Linked DNA regions of Mus musculus: region 1 is linked to region 2. The links are chromatin contacts, found by POLR2A ChIA-PET in ENCODE. All regions are on one chromosome and are shown on one strand. The core of a region is the stretch at or near the end of the contact, and the rest is flanking DNA. Distances in the headings are between cores, read along the strand shown. Region 1 holds the start of Hax1 (HCLS1 associated X-1). Region 2 holds the start of 4632404H12Rik (RIKEN cDNA 4632404H12 gene).

What was found. ChIA-PET counts read pairs that join two places held with the same protein, here RNA polymerase II (POLR2A).
Region 1: POLR2A ChIA-PET joins it to region 2 with 11 read pairs in Patski. The contact joins the promoter of Hax1 here to the promoter of 4632404H12Rik in region 2. POLR2A ChIA-PET finds 5 or more read pairs at or near these places in 2 of 5 experiments (Patski and embryonic stem cell).

The regions. Positions count from the first base shown.
Region 1 is chr3:89,995,989-90,001,971 of GRCm38, forward strand. Hax1 (HCLS1 associated X-1) reads right to left here and starts at 2,728. Exons shown (of 7, transcript NM_011826.4): 1 at 2,540-2,728; 2 at 1,750-2,015; 3 at 1,399-1,586; 4 at 259-310; 5 at 23-129. The coding sequence starts at 2,592. Gm19710 (predicted gene, 19710) reads left to right here and starts at 2,772. Exons shown (of 4, transcript NR_045749.1): 1 at 2,772-2,933; 2 at 3,157-3,309; 3 at 4,184-4,297; 4 at 5,127-5,337. It overlaps Ubap2l (ubiquitin-associated protein 2-like), which reads right to left. Exons shown (of 28, transcript NM_001165984.1): 28 at 4,300-5,003. The coding sequence ends at 4,908.
Region 2 is chr3:89,771,597-89,777,867 of GRCm38, forward strand. 4632404H12Rik (RIKEN cDNA 4632404H12 gene) reads right to left here and starts at 1,804. Exons shown (of 2, transcript NR_130957.1): 1 at 906-1,804. Ube2q1 (ubiquitin-conjugating enzyme E2Q family member 1) reads left to right here and starts at 2,013. Exons shown (of 13, transcript NM_027315.4): 1 at 2,013-2,442; 2 at 4,481-4,585; 3 at 4,916-5,020; 4 at 5,635-5,685. The coding sequence starts at 2,116.

The DNA.
Region 1 (5,983 bases), core at 1,478-3,977, 230 kb after region 2:
ATACTTCTTCCTCTCAACTCACCCCATCTGGCTTAGTGATCTTGGTCACAGAGATACTTTTGAAATACGATTTGGGCTGGGGTTGAAGAAGTGGACCCAGACCTTCCTGGGAAACCTGGGAGTCAAGATCTGGAAGGGCAGAGAGATGACAAGCCAGGAGAGAGTGGAGGGCAGGTAATTAGATACGTTTTTCAGGAAGAACCTTCTGAGAGAACTTCAGGAGAATGGTATGGTAAATGTGCCTCCTTCTAGACTTACCTTTGTCCTCTTTGGCTCTAGAATGGGGACTCACAGGCCATGTATCATCCAACTGTAGAAGAAGCCACACACAATCAGTGAAAAAACACCTTCCAATCTTTTTTTTTTTTTTCCAGACAGGGTTTCTCTGTATAGCTCTGGCTGTCCTGGAACTCACTTTGTAGACCAGGCTGGCCTTGAACTCAGAAATCCACCTGCCTTTGCCTCCCGAGTGCTGGGATTAAAAGCGTGTGCCACCACGCCCGGCTAAGAACGAATCTTAAAAGTGCAGGAAAGAATTTCAGGAATTCTTTTTCGTAGAAGTCCATATAAAACTAAGGAAGAAGGTATGTGAATATAAGCTGCCCAAATGGAAGTATTTCTGGGGTTTTGGAACAAGGGAGGAATATGGGTTCTCTGACCTTCAAGTTTAAGATTGGAAGGTGTCAAACCGGGCATGGTGGTGCACGCCTTTAATCCCAGCACTCCGGAGGCAGAGGCAGGCAGATTTCTGAGTTCGAGGCCAGCCTGGTCTACAGAGTGAGTTCCAGGACAGCCAGGGCTACACAGAGAAACCCTGTCTTGAAACAAACAAACAAACAAAAAACAAAACAAAACACCAACAAACAGCAACAAAATCCTAACTAACAAACTCAGAGGCAGGAGATCCCTGAGTTTGAGGCCAGCATGGTCTATATAGCAAGTTCCAGGTCAGCCAATACTACAGAGACTCCGTCTCAAAATACATAAACAAACAAATCAAATCAAATAAGAGAGGGGAGGGGACACTCTTGTAGAGGACCATAGTTTATAGTTCCCAGCAAGAGCATGGTGGCTCATAACCATACATAATTTGAGTTCCAGGGGATTCAATATCCTTTTTGACCTCTGTGGGCACAGGTACATGTGGTACAGAGACATTCAAGCAGGCAAAACACTCATACATATAAAAGAAAATAAATCTTAGATGAGGTGTGGTGGCACACATTTAATCCAGAGGCAGGCAGATATCTAAATCTATACAGTGAAGTAAGTTTCAAAACGAAAATCCCAATAATGAAGAAAATCTGGATAAATGAACTAATTAAAGGGGCTAAAATTGCAACTCAACTCTAAGAGATCCCACCAAGGGCTTACAGTTCAGGTGCAGAGAGTACTCACCCTATGAAAAGGTCCCTGCGACCCCCAATCTGGAGCTGGTTTTGGGGATTCAGGTTTTGCATGACTCTCCAAGACCCCCTCAAAGATCCTGGGTTGGTGACTATCTGGGTACTTAAGCATTGAGTCTCGTAGTGTCTGCCCCTCCCGCAGTCTCTCACCAGGTGTTTCTGACTCAGGACCTGGAAGTTCTGTAGAAAGTTGGTAGGTGATTCTGGGATAGGAAAGGCCTTAAACATTTTAAGTCTTTTAAAAATCAATTTCTGTAGACTATCCCAACTACTCTGCAAGTTCTGTTATTCATCACTAACCCACTAGAAACCCATAGGGTCTCCCTCAGGGAAATTCACACACCAGGAGAGTGGGAAGGCAAGGTCCAGGCCCCCATCTCGCTGAAGATGCTATTAAAATCTCGTACTAGATCATCAAAGCCAAAGTTGCCGTGGAATCGCATCCCTCCCCTGGGGCTGAAGCTGAAACCGAATTCCTCTGGAGGCTGAGAACCATCAAACGCATAGCTCTCTCGACCCCACGCGCCTCTGTCTTCCTCCGCTTCGTCATCATCATCATCATCGTCGTCATCATCTCGAGTCATCCCTCCAAAAAAAGGATCTCTGTGGCTGAGAGTGAAGGCAAATAAGCCACGAAGACTTCAACACTGTCTAAGCCATAAAAATCAACACAAGGGCAGCAAACTGGGCCAAAGAGGGGTCTGGGCAGCTGAAAACACAGGAGATCTGGTTTCAGAACAACGTTGATGGATCTATTAGGGTTTTGTATTGTTTCTAAACAGAGCCTCTCCGCACCTCCCAACAGCTGCCAGACGACCCATGGTTTTTCTTCAGGGTCATCCAGCCTACTACTAATCGCCCAATTACTTGCTCATGGTCCTCTTCCCCAGACCCCCATTGTTTTCTCCGCCCAGGTCCCTGTTGCATCACCCAGGTCTGGAGAAAGCTGCCGTTTCTGTCCTCTTAACCACTGCTTTGATTACTGTGGCGGGGTGAGTACTCAAGAATGCGATCTTTGACCTCTCAGCAGGAGTTGAAGGGGGCGGGAAAGGAAGCTTTCCAAAAATATGATGAAGGGGTCAAGTGTCCACCAAAACACCCCTCCCGTATATCCAGCCCAGAACTATTCTCACCTCCGAGGTCCAGGAAAGCCGAAAAAGCCTCGGAAAAGATCAAAGACGCTCATTCCAGTAGGGGCACTAGAAACTTTGAAGCTCTGCAGCCCATGGGCAACACGAGACCACGACCAGCTTACGCTACCCTGTCGGATATAGCCAGGGCTCAGCGTTCGCTGCCGGAAAGCAACCCTACGGTGCGGCGTTGTCGTAAAAGTCGTAAGCCGGAGGAAGAGGCGGGGCTGACCGTGCTCCTCAGACACGAAGCTTCTATACGCTACCTTTCAGTTTTGAGTGAGGGTGGACGTGCGAAATTCCCAGTTCAAGATCACGTCCCTTCTAGGAGATTCTTTCTCCTGCTGATCTGCCAGGCCCCCGAGGGGGGTTTCCGTTTCTCTCTGGAGGGTCCCAGGTAGCCGCCAGAGGGAGTGGCCTGTTCAGAGGCCTGCTTCACCCCAGGATCAGAAAACACCCCCCACCTTGTGTTTTGTTTTAGACTGATGTCGGTGACGTCTAATACTAGGCTAGGCGAAGTTACCTAGTTCCTTAAACCGCGATTTCCCTACTGCTGAATAAAGATGCTAGGAATCTCTTCAGCTAGTAGGGAGTTTTTAAGCTTGTTTTTTTCGATACAGGGTTTCTGTGTGGTGTTCAGACTGTCCTGGAACTGATTGTAGACCAAAGGGGCTTACAAACCCGCCTGCCTAATGCCTCCCAGATGCTGGGATTTAAGGCGGTTACCACCACACGCTGCTTTTAAAAAACTAAACAGATGGCCAACTAACAAGGTAAGATTTGTAGACTAGGCAGGAACGAGAAGCTACTTGTGTCTTGGGAAAACCATGCCGTAATGAAATTTGATGGTGTTTTAATCCACTCGGGAGGTATAAGGCCAGCCTGCTCCTCACTGAGTTTCAGGCAAGTCGGCTACAGAGTGAGACTCTGACTCAAAATAAACAGACCTCCCTCACCTCCTCAGCACAGAGGATATTTGCAGTTTTGGAAGGCTGAAACAGGATCTCGAGTCCCTGGCAATATGGCTCTTACAAAGAAAAATGAAACTTCTCTTTCACGTAATTGAAGTCCAAAAACCTTTTACTGCACCATGCCCCCACCCCAGGTCTTGCTCTAAGATCATCCATTCTTTTCCCAAAATGTAGGCATTTCAAAGCCACATAAAATAGGCAAGGCAGGGTGTAGTGCTGACAACCTTTAACCTTAGCACTCAAGAGGTAGAAGCAGGCAGATCTCTGAATGTGAGACCAACCTGGTCTCCACACCAAGCTCCAGGCCAGTCAGGGTTACATAGTGAGACTGTCTCAAAAACATAACTCAGAGAACAAGAACTACTATACTCCTCCAAAGAGAAAAAGACCCCAAGATTGAGTTCTGCCGGCCAGCAGCTAATGCTGGCTTGAGACTTCAGAATCCTTTAAAACCATGCTTAGATTCCCACAAGGTCCTTTGCCTTCTAAATGTCCTTAGCTCCTTCCCCTTTCACTTCCTGAAACGTGCTGTAGATGAGGCAGTTTCTAGAAGAAATGAAGATTTGCAGTAGTTCTTTCCAGTCACAGAATGTATAAGGAAATCCCCTTAAGGGCAAAATATTAGCACATTAAGGTGAGAGATCTTAAAGGGCAAAGATTTCACTTTATTCCACAGCCTTCGAGCCTGCTAGAAGAGGCCCCAGTTGGTACGGTAATACTTATTCACCAAGCTGGTCATCGACGAGAGTGAGGATATCCTAGACGGAGCAAGAATGGGCAGAGGCTGAAGGTAGAGGTTTGTTTTTTTTTTCTCCTTTTTTTATATATATATGTATATATATATATATACAAGACACATTAATCCATTAAATTTGAAGACACAGTACAAAAAAAAACACTTCAACTAATCCATCTGACAATGCTGTTCATATTTATGACGCCATTTTGTGTGTGTGTGTGTGTGTGTGTGTGTGTGTGTGTGTGTGTCTGTATGTGTGTGTGTGGTTTGGTTTTCCTAATAATAAAGGAGGAGACTTAGGGCTGTTGGGCTGATATATATTTGGGGGGGGGGTCACCTTCCCACCTCACCCATACACCACCAGGGTGAACAGGAAGAAGTGAAGGAAAGGCAGGGCCCACAGCAAAGTTTCATAATCTTGAATGCAAAGAGAAAGGAGGAAGAGGAGGGGAGGAGAAGAAAATACAAATCCTATAATACATACAACAGGGTGGGATGGTATAGGGATGGGACAGACATGAAGCTGAGGTGTGGGATGGGCCGCTGGGGGTGTGGAGCAGCGGAATCGCCCCACATTCTTTTCTCTCTTTGATGCTGTTTCCATAGTTTCCAGGCTGAGAAGCCCTCTCAGAAGATGGGACAGGAGAAGAGGGTCAGGGCCTCAGTTGGCCCCCCAGCTGTAGCTGTTGTAGGCAGACTTGTTGGTCTGGGGCTTCTGCGGGATGGAGCTGGTCTGGCTACGTTGCCCGCTGCCCGTCTGCAGGGGAATGGGAAGGTTATGGGGGAGGAAAAAGGTGTCTAGTTAGTGGGACCAATCTGTAACATCTTCAAGTGGAAATGTGCAAATAGTCATGCTCTCTCATTTTTTTTTTTTACTTAGAACCTACTATGAAGCTTACTTTTCAAGCACAGAAAATTTGGTCTACATAGCCTCTTTTACAAGGTGACTTTTTTTTTTTAAACCTTAAAGTAGAAGAAAATGAAAAATGGACAAGAAAACTTTGGAGATAAAATGGTGAGTTGGTTCTATTCTTGTTCAGTTGACTTCCCCACTACCCACTGCCCTTGTCTAAAAAACAAACAAAGCAACTATGAGAATTCTGACCTTTTCAAAGTGAGTGATGACAAGGTGATTACATTCTCACTCATCTCTGTGAATGCTGAAACGTAGAAAGCTATCTTTGAGAGCAAAAAAGCCCTATTTTAGTTGCCCAGCCACCTACATTGGGAATCTTAAGAGGTCTCTTTTACCACCCTTCAGATTCTCCCACCACCACACATTAATTAATGTGAAACCAATTCAAAGCCACAAAGACCTGAGGCATCAGGCTCCAGATGCTGCCCCAAGAATCTTTTCAATTCTAGTAACCAAGTGCTTTCCAGAGTTGAGGAGGGTAGAAAGATAAAGAGGGTGTTGAGGGGGGTAAGGAAGAGAGAGGATGGGGAGGCCAGAGAGCTTAGCACAGTGTTTCTGTTTGTGTATCCCGATTTGTGATTGGGTAGGCTTTTCAAGTTATCTGAGGCTGTGGAGGTGAAATGGGGACTAAAAAGGTTGGTTCAAGCATATTATTCAGTTTCATTACCTGCTCCTCCTGCTGGCGCTGGCAACAGAGAATCATCTGCAAATATGGTAGCTGAGGCAGAACCAGGATATATGGAAAATAAAGGGACAAACTTTTGACAATAGAACTCCACTGTTAGAAGGGAAAGCTATAATGTCAGGGAAGGGAGAAGGCT
Region 2 (6,271 bases), core at 554-3,053:
ATAGAAGGCACCATGCCCCACTGACCTTGACTTCTGGGTTTCTCAATGACAAAGCATAGCATGGATGAGGCCCTGGGCTCAATCTTCAGGACAATAAGTAAATGTATACATTTAAAACTTGTATATGGGGTTGGGGACATGGAAGACCTAAAGTTCCAGTTCCTTGGGTAAGGGCTAAAGGTCATGTGATCTGTGAAAAGTTCTAAAAGGAAGTGTGTGGGGCTAGTAGAATAGGGGAGTTGAGCAAGGTGGTGCATGTGTGCCTATAAGTTAAGCACTGGGAAGCTAAGACAAGAGAATAAGATTCAGGCCAGCCTGGACTATATAGCAAGACCCTGACAATAACAATAAAGGAAGCAGGCAAGCAGACAGAACAGGGTAAAGGACGTGGAGACAGACTTAGAAGTTCTGCTCAGTATCTATACATCCTGACCTTTATCTGTAAAATACAGGTTAAAGCACTCACCTTGCAATGGTGTTAAGGGTTAGAAATATTTGCTTAGTATTCCTGGCTTGGGGAATGCTTGATAAATTAGACTTTTTACAATTACTCTTTTTGTGTGTGATGATGGGGGAGGGTGTCAAATTTGGAGCTTCTACTAGCTAAGCAAGCATTCTACCACACCCTCAGCCCTTATTTATTAGTTATTTGGCCGAGAAAGGAGTTTACTAAGTTATCCAGGTAGGCCTTGGCCTTCTGACTCTCCTAGATAGTTGCGACTACAACCCTGTTCTGCTAGGACTGGCTTACCCTAGTATTTTATGCTTCCAGCTTGTGGACATAGGCACAAAGATGGTATGCAGCTAAATGTTCAGGCTGCTCTGGTCATTAGAAAAACCAGCCCCACCCACACACCCACACTCATCCCCCCAGGCTCAAAGAACACGAATTTCTTAAAACATACGGAGTTAAACTTGGCCTAGTAAAGCTTTCTGCTAACATCACTGAGTGAATCAGTAGCCCAGCACCAAGGTACAGTCAGCTTCCAAAAAACATAGAGGTGGTGACGGTAGACGGGCCAACGGCTCACATGATGAATTGGTCCCAAACCCATCAGGCCTTACAACATCCTGGCACCTGCCAGTTTGCAGCTCTGGGTTTCAGGACCCTCCGTTGTCCTTTGTGATAGTGCCACCTAGTGGGAACGACGAGGTACTGCCGCAAACTTCAAGCCCCGTTCAGGATCAGTGCGACGAGGTGGGAAGAAGAATAGCAGGTAGGCGTGGGTGTCGTCTATGCAACCCCTAGCTTAGTACTCTGCACTCACACATAACGAAGCCCTGTGATTCTGTGGAGGAAGCCGCACCATCTGTCCCCTCAGACGTAGCTGACCAGCGACCATACTCGATACTTCAGTATCCCTGCACAGAGCCTTTGGGAACAGGCTAAAGAGGCCTCCCCGTCTTGTACAGTGCCATTGTTGTGATGGAGAAACTGAGGCTCCCCAGGAGCGTAGATAACCCAAGGTCACACACCATAGAGGAACCGCAGGGAGATCCAAGTCCGTTTCTCCGACCGTAGCGAAAGGCGCCTTCCCGCCGCAGACGCGGAGGCCGGTGACCCGGCCCGACGACCCCCATGGGAATACAGGACAGACACGGCCATGCGCCGCACGCGGGGGCCGCGGGACGCAAGCAGGAAGCCAGAGTCCCGCGCGGGGAGCCCCTGGGAACACAGGCACCGGCCACGTGACAAGAGACGCCGGCCATGTGACAGGGAAGCGCTGGCAAAGGCCCCCCGGTGCACGGTCACGCACGACGCACGTACACGCACGGAAGCGCTTCGAGCAGCGAGGCGAGGGCCTAGGGTCACATGTGGAGGGTGACAGGCGCGGGCCGGGGGGCGGGAAAGACGCGCGGATCACGTGCCGGGGGCCGGAGCTCAGAGGTCACGTGAGGCCGGAGGCGGGGCCGCCGCGGAGGGGGAGGGGCGCGCGGCTTCCGGCGGCCGTGGGGGGGGTGGGCCGGCGAGCGGAGGGGGCCTGTCCCGGAGGTGGCGGCGGCGCCATCTTGGCGAAGGGGGGATCAGGAAGTGCGGACCGCGGCGGCGGCGGAGCCCGGAGCGGAGGCCGGAGGCTCCCGGCCCGCCGGCCCCGGAGCGGAGCGGAGCGGAGGATGCAGCAGCCGCAGCCGCAGGGGCAGCAGCAGCCGGGGCCGGGGCAGCAACTGGGGGTCCAGGGGGCGGCGCCGGGGGCCGGGGGCGGCCCGGGAGGGGGCCCGGGGCCAGGGCCCTGCCTGAGGCGGGAGCTGAAGCTGCTCGAGTCCATCTTCCACCGCGGCCACGAGCGCTTCCGCATTGCCAGCGCCTGCCTGGACGAGCTGAGCTGCGAGTTCCTGCTGGCCGGAGCCGGAGGGGCCGGGGCCGGGGCTGCGCCCGGACCCCATCTCCCCTCCCGGGGATCGGTGCCGGGGGACCCCGTCCGCATCCACTGCAACATCACGGTGAGGACCTCGCTTGCGCCACGCTGGGGGTCCCTTGTCTGGTGATCGAAATCACACCATACAACCTCCTGCTCTCGAAGGACCCGGAGGCCAGAGCCCCCCTCTTGGTGCTTGGCTCCTTCTCTCCAGGCTACACTTGTTTCTTCAGCTTGAGGTTCTGTGGTGCAGTCACAGTCTCTACTGTTGACCCCTGAGAGCAAGGGACATCGGGACATGTGGCCCCTCAACCACCTCCTCCTATGAATCCACCCACACCTCAGGTTTTATGATTTTGGCTCCTTCTGCTTACTCCTCCACAACTTTACCATGTCACCTAGAAATGACCCATTCTTCTCCCCACCCCAACTCTAATAAGATTCCAGGCCTGTGCTGGAAGGACGTAGCCTGGAACTCAGCCCGGTTCCATAATGACCCTTCTCAGTAGTTCTTTCCACTTATATGTACCCACCTGTAGGCTCCCTGCCTAGGCATCCCTCGTACAACCCCTCTTTGCTCCCTGAATTTCACTAAAGAATAGTGCCGTTCATTGACCCCACGTTGGATCTCCTCTTACTAACTCTGGTGTAACTAACCTTTAATTCCTCTTTTTGCCTTGGCTCGTAGCAGCTTTGCCACTTCCTCCCCACTCCTGGGGTCACATCTGCTTATCCTAGGTGACTGTCACCTTTTCTGGTGGTGACAGCAATGTGTGTTTTGAGCGGCAGCAGTGCCATCGCTCCCCAGTAGGCATCGTTCCATCCTACCTATCCTTGGTCAGGAGGCATCTTCCATGCGTCCTGCCTTATTTTATTCCCTAGTGTCCCTTGAGGAAATTGTTGGGTGCAATTTTATAACAGCTGGTACTGCGCGATACAGTGCTCACGTTGTTGGATAACGCCCACTGTAATGGTCTTGTCCCTCCTGGAGCACCTTTATCCACACTGGAAACGGGAGTTGCCTGGGGGGAAGACAGACGTGAATTTTGTGGTTCTTGGAGGCTTTGATTCATTTTTTTTTTCATGGTGTTTTCTAGCCCTTTCTGCCACCAAACCAGGTCGTGGTTTGGTGAGGTAACTTTGGGAGTGGAGTAATAATGAGATACTTGAGTTTTGATGGGGCCTCATCTATCCCAGCTGAGGCTTACCTCACCAAGCTAGGACCACCAGGAGTGGCTCAGTCAAGTAAAGATTGTAGCATCTTTGGTACTGTTTTTCCTGCAGCACTGGTTAGAGCTGTGGCATCGCTAAGATCCCCAGTAGAAGTGGGTAAGGCTTCCTTGGCATGTGTTGAAACATCAAAGATTGGATTTTGCTAAGTGGATTCACTTACGGGTAGGTTTGCCTCCTCCAGCTGCTTCCTTTCGGTTGCCAAGGCCATCTACTATCTTTGTCTTTGGGGGTTCTCAGCTGCAGTGCCCATGGCCCCTCTAAAAGAAACTTGGCCTACACTGGCCCTCTTGCCTTGGGCAGAGGAGGGGAGTCTGTTCAGGCTCCTGTGGCATGGTGGCTCAGGAATGCTGGGAATGCCAGTAGCATAGGCTCTGTTCTCCCAGCCCATGCCTGGGCTCAGGATGAGGGCAGGTTCCTGAGGGAGCGGTAGGGAGAATGGGTCTTAGAGGGACTCTGGGGGGTGGGGGTGGATCTTGCTACTAGCTTTGGAGACTATTTTATTAGTTCCTTCTCCCCTGGTGGCTACAAGCCTGCATTTTTCACATCAGTGTGACTGTTATGAGGTGATCTTCCCTCCCCTGAGTTTGGAAACACTGAAGGAGTCTGGCCTGGTGTGGGAGAACTTGGAGTGTGGCAGGCAGGCAGGCAGGACAGTAGAGCCAGAGCTTCCTTTACTGTCTTCAGCTTTCCCTGGTTTGTACTCTGAGAGGAAGAGAGTCCGCAGGTTGCTTCTTGGGTATGGTCCTTCCAGGCTAGTTTTCTAGGGAAGCTGAGGTTATAAGTGTAGGACATGGTGGTGGGAAGAAAGGAACCAGAAGAAGGAAGGCTAGGCAAAAACTGGTTTCTCGTAAAGTTTCTCATTGTGACCACTCTTCCTGTTTCCCCCTCAGGAATCATACCCTGCTGTGCCCCCCATCTGGTCGGTGGAGTCCGATGACCCTAACTTGGCTGCTGTCTTGGAGAGGCTGGTGGACATAAAGAAAGGGAATACTTTGGTGAGGGGGGCAGTGGGGAGGAATGTGTGTGTTCCTGAAGAGGCTTCAGCAACTAACGTTCCCTGTGAGGCAGCTAGTTTTGAAGAGTGGGTGGTGCCCCAGGTGGAATGTCTTGGACCTTACTTCTTAGGAGAGTTGCCTACTGAAGCCAGAGGGGGCAGAGTCCTGTAGCAGCTCCAGGATAGGTCCACTAGGGAAAGTCATTCCTATAACCACAAGGTCCATCCAGTGTAGAGAACCAGCCACCATTTTGAGATCTAAGCTAAAAGCTCATCCATGCAGCTATCCAGATTGTAGTAGGAAAGACGTATTTAATGTCTCTCCCCCCAGCTCTTGCAGCATCTGAAGAGGATCATCTCTGACCTGTGTAAACTCTACAACCTCCCTCAGCATCCTGATGTGGAAATGCTGGATCAGCCCTTGCCAGCAGAGCAGGTATGCAGCTGAGGAATGGGCTTTGGGTCCTGTGGCTGTCACCCCAAAGAGTGCTTAAGAAATACTTGGTAATTGAAACAGAGCTGCAGTAGCTCCTTCCCACCCCCACCGCTCCCAAACACACATGTGATTCTCAGCCGCTTTCTTCTCCAGATGGGAATCTAGCTAAATGGGACACTACTCACTGCTTCTGCCCTATCAGAACTCAGCCTCACGGGCAGCATCCCGACGGTTGAGATGAGAGGGAATTTTATTATTGAAGCAATAGCAGTTGATAGCTATTGGAAACCCAGGCCCTTTGCTTAGGATGAGAAATGCACTAGAGCTCTAGAGAAGAGCAAATGAGAGCAGGGTGCTGAGGAAAGGTAAGTTGGGCTCTGCAGAATAGATGGCAAAAGCAGCTATGGCATGTGGTCGGGAGAGAATAATTGGCTGGTATCAAAGTCATCCATGCCTTGGGCTCTTGCTACCACTCAGACCTGGCTGGGGGAGAAACTGGCATCTTTATGGGCAGTGCTCAGCTTCCAGACCTTCAGGGCCAGAGGATAGGTCAGATGCTGCATTCTAGCACCCACTGGGTCTGATCTTCGTCTTTGCCTCCTTCTCCACTGCAGTGCACGCAGGAAGAAGTGTCTTCAGAAGATGAAGATGAAGAGATGCCTGAGGTAGGCTTGCTACTCAAGATGGCATTGGCAAGAAGTGCTTGTCATCAGTATGGGTCATTTGATATTAATAGCTCCAGCTTCAAACTGGGGGAAGAAACAATATCAATAGGATAAAGACTGACTGGCCTGCTGTAAAGGAAATCACTGTCTGGATCCATTCTTTGAAAGCATTTAGTTGCCAGTGTGTTAAAACAAGTAAATACTGGGCAAACTTAATCTCAGATGGCTTCAGGAATCATGACAGACCCTAGTTTGTATCCTGATTGTCCTAGTTGGGGACTTTTATTTATTCTCATTAGGGTACAGTTTTCTCATTTATAAAATAGGATTCTGACTCGTACGTATCACATGATAGTTTCAGATAATAAGTAGTGTATAGTGCACCTGACAGAATCTTTAAAAAATATAGATACTGTGTTCTCATTTTTATATGTATGGATGTTTTTGCTGTGTGAATATCTATGCACTACATATGTGCAGTGCCTGTGGAGGCCAGAAAAGGGCATCAGATCCCCCGGGACGGGTATTACAGGTGGTTGTAAGTCCCTGTGAGGGTGCTGGGAACCAGTTTTCTAGAAGAGCAGCT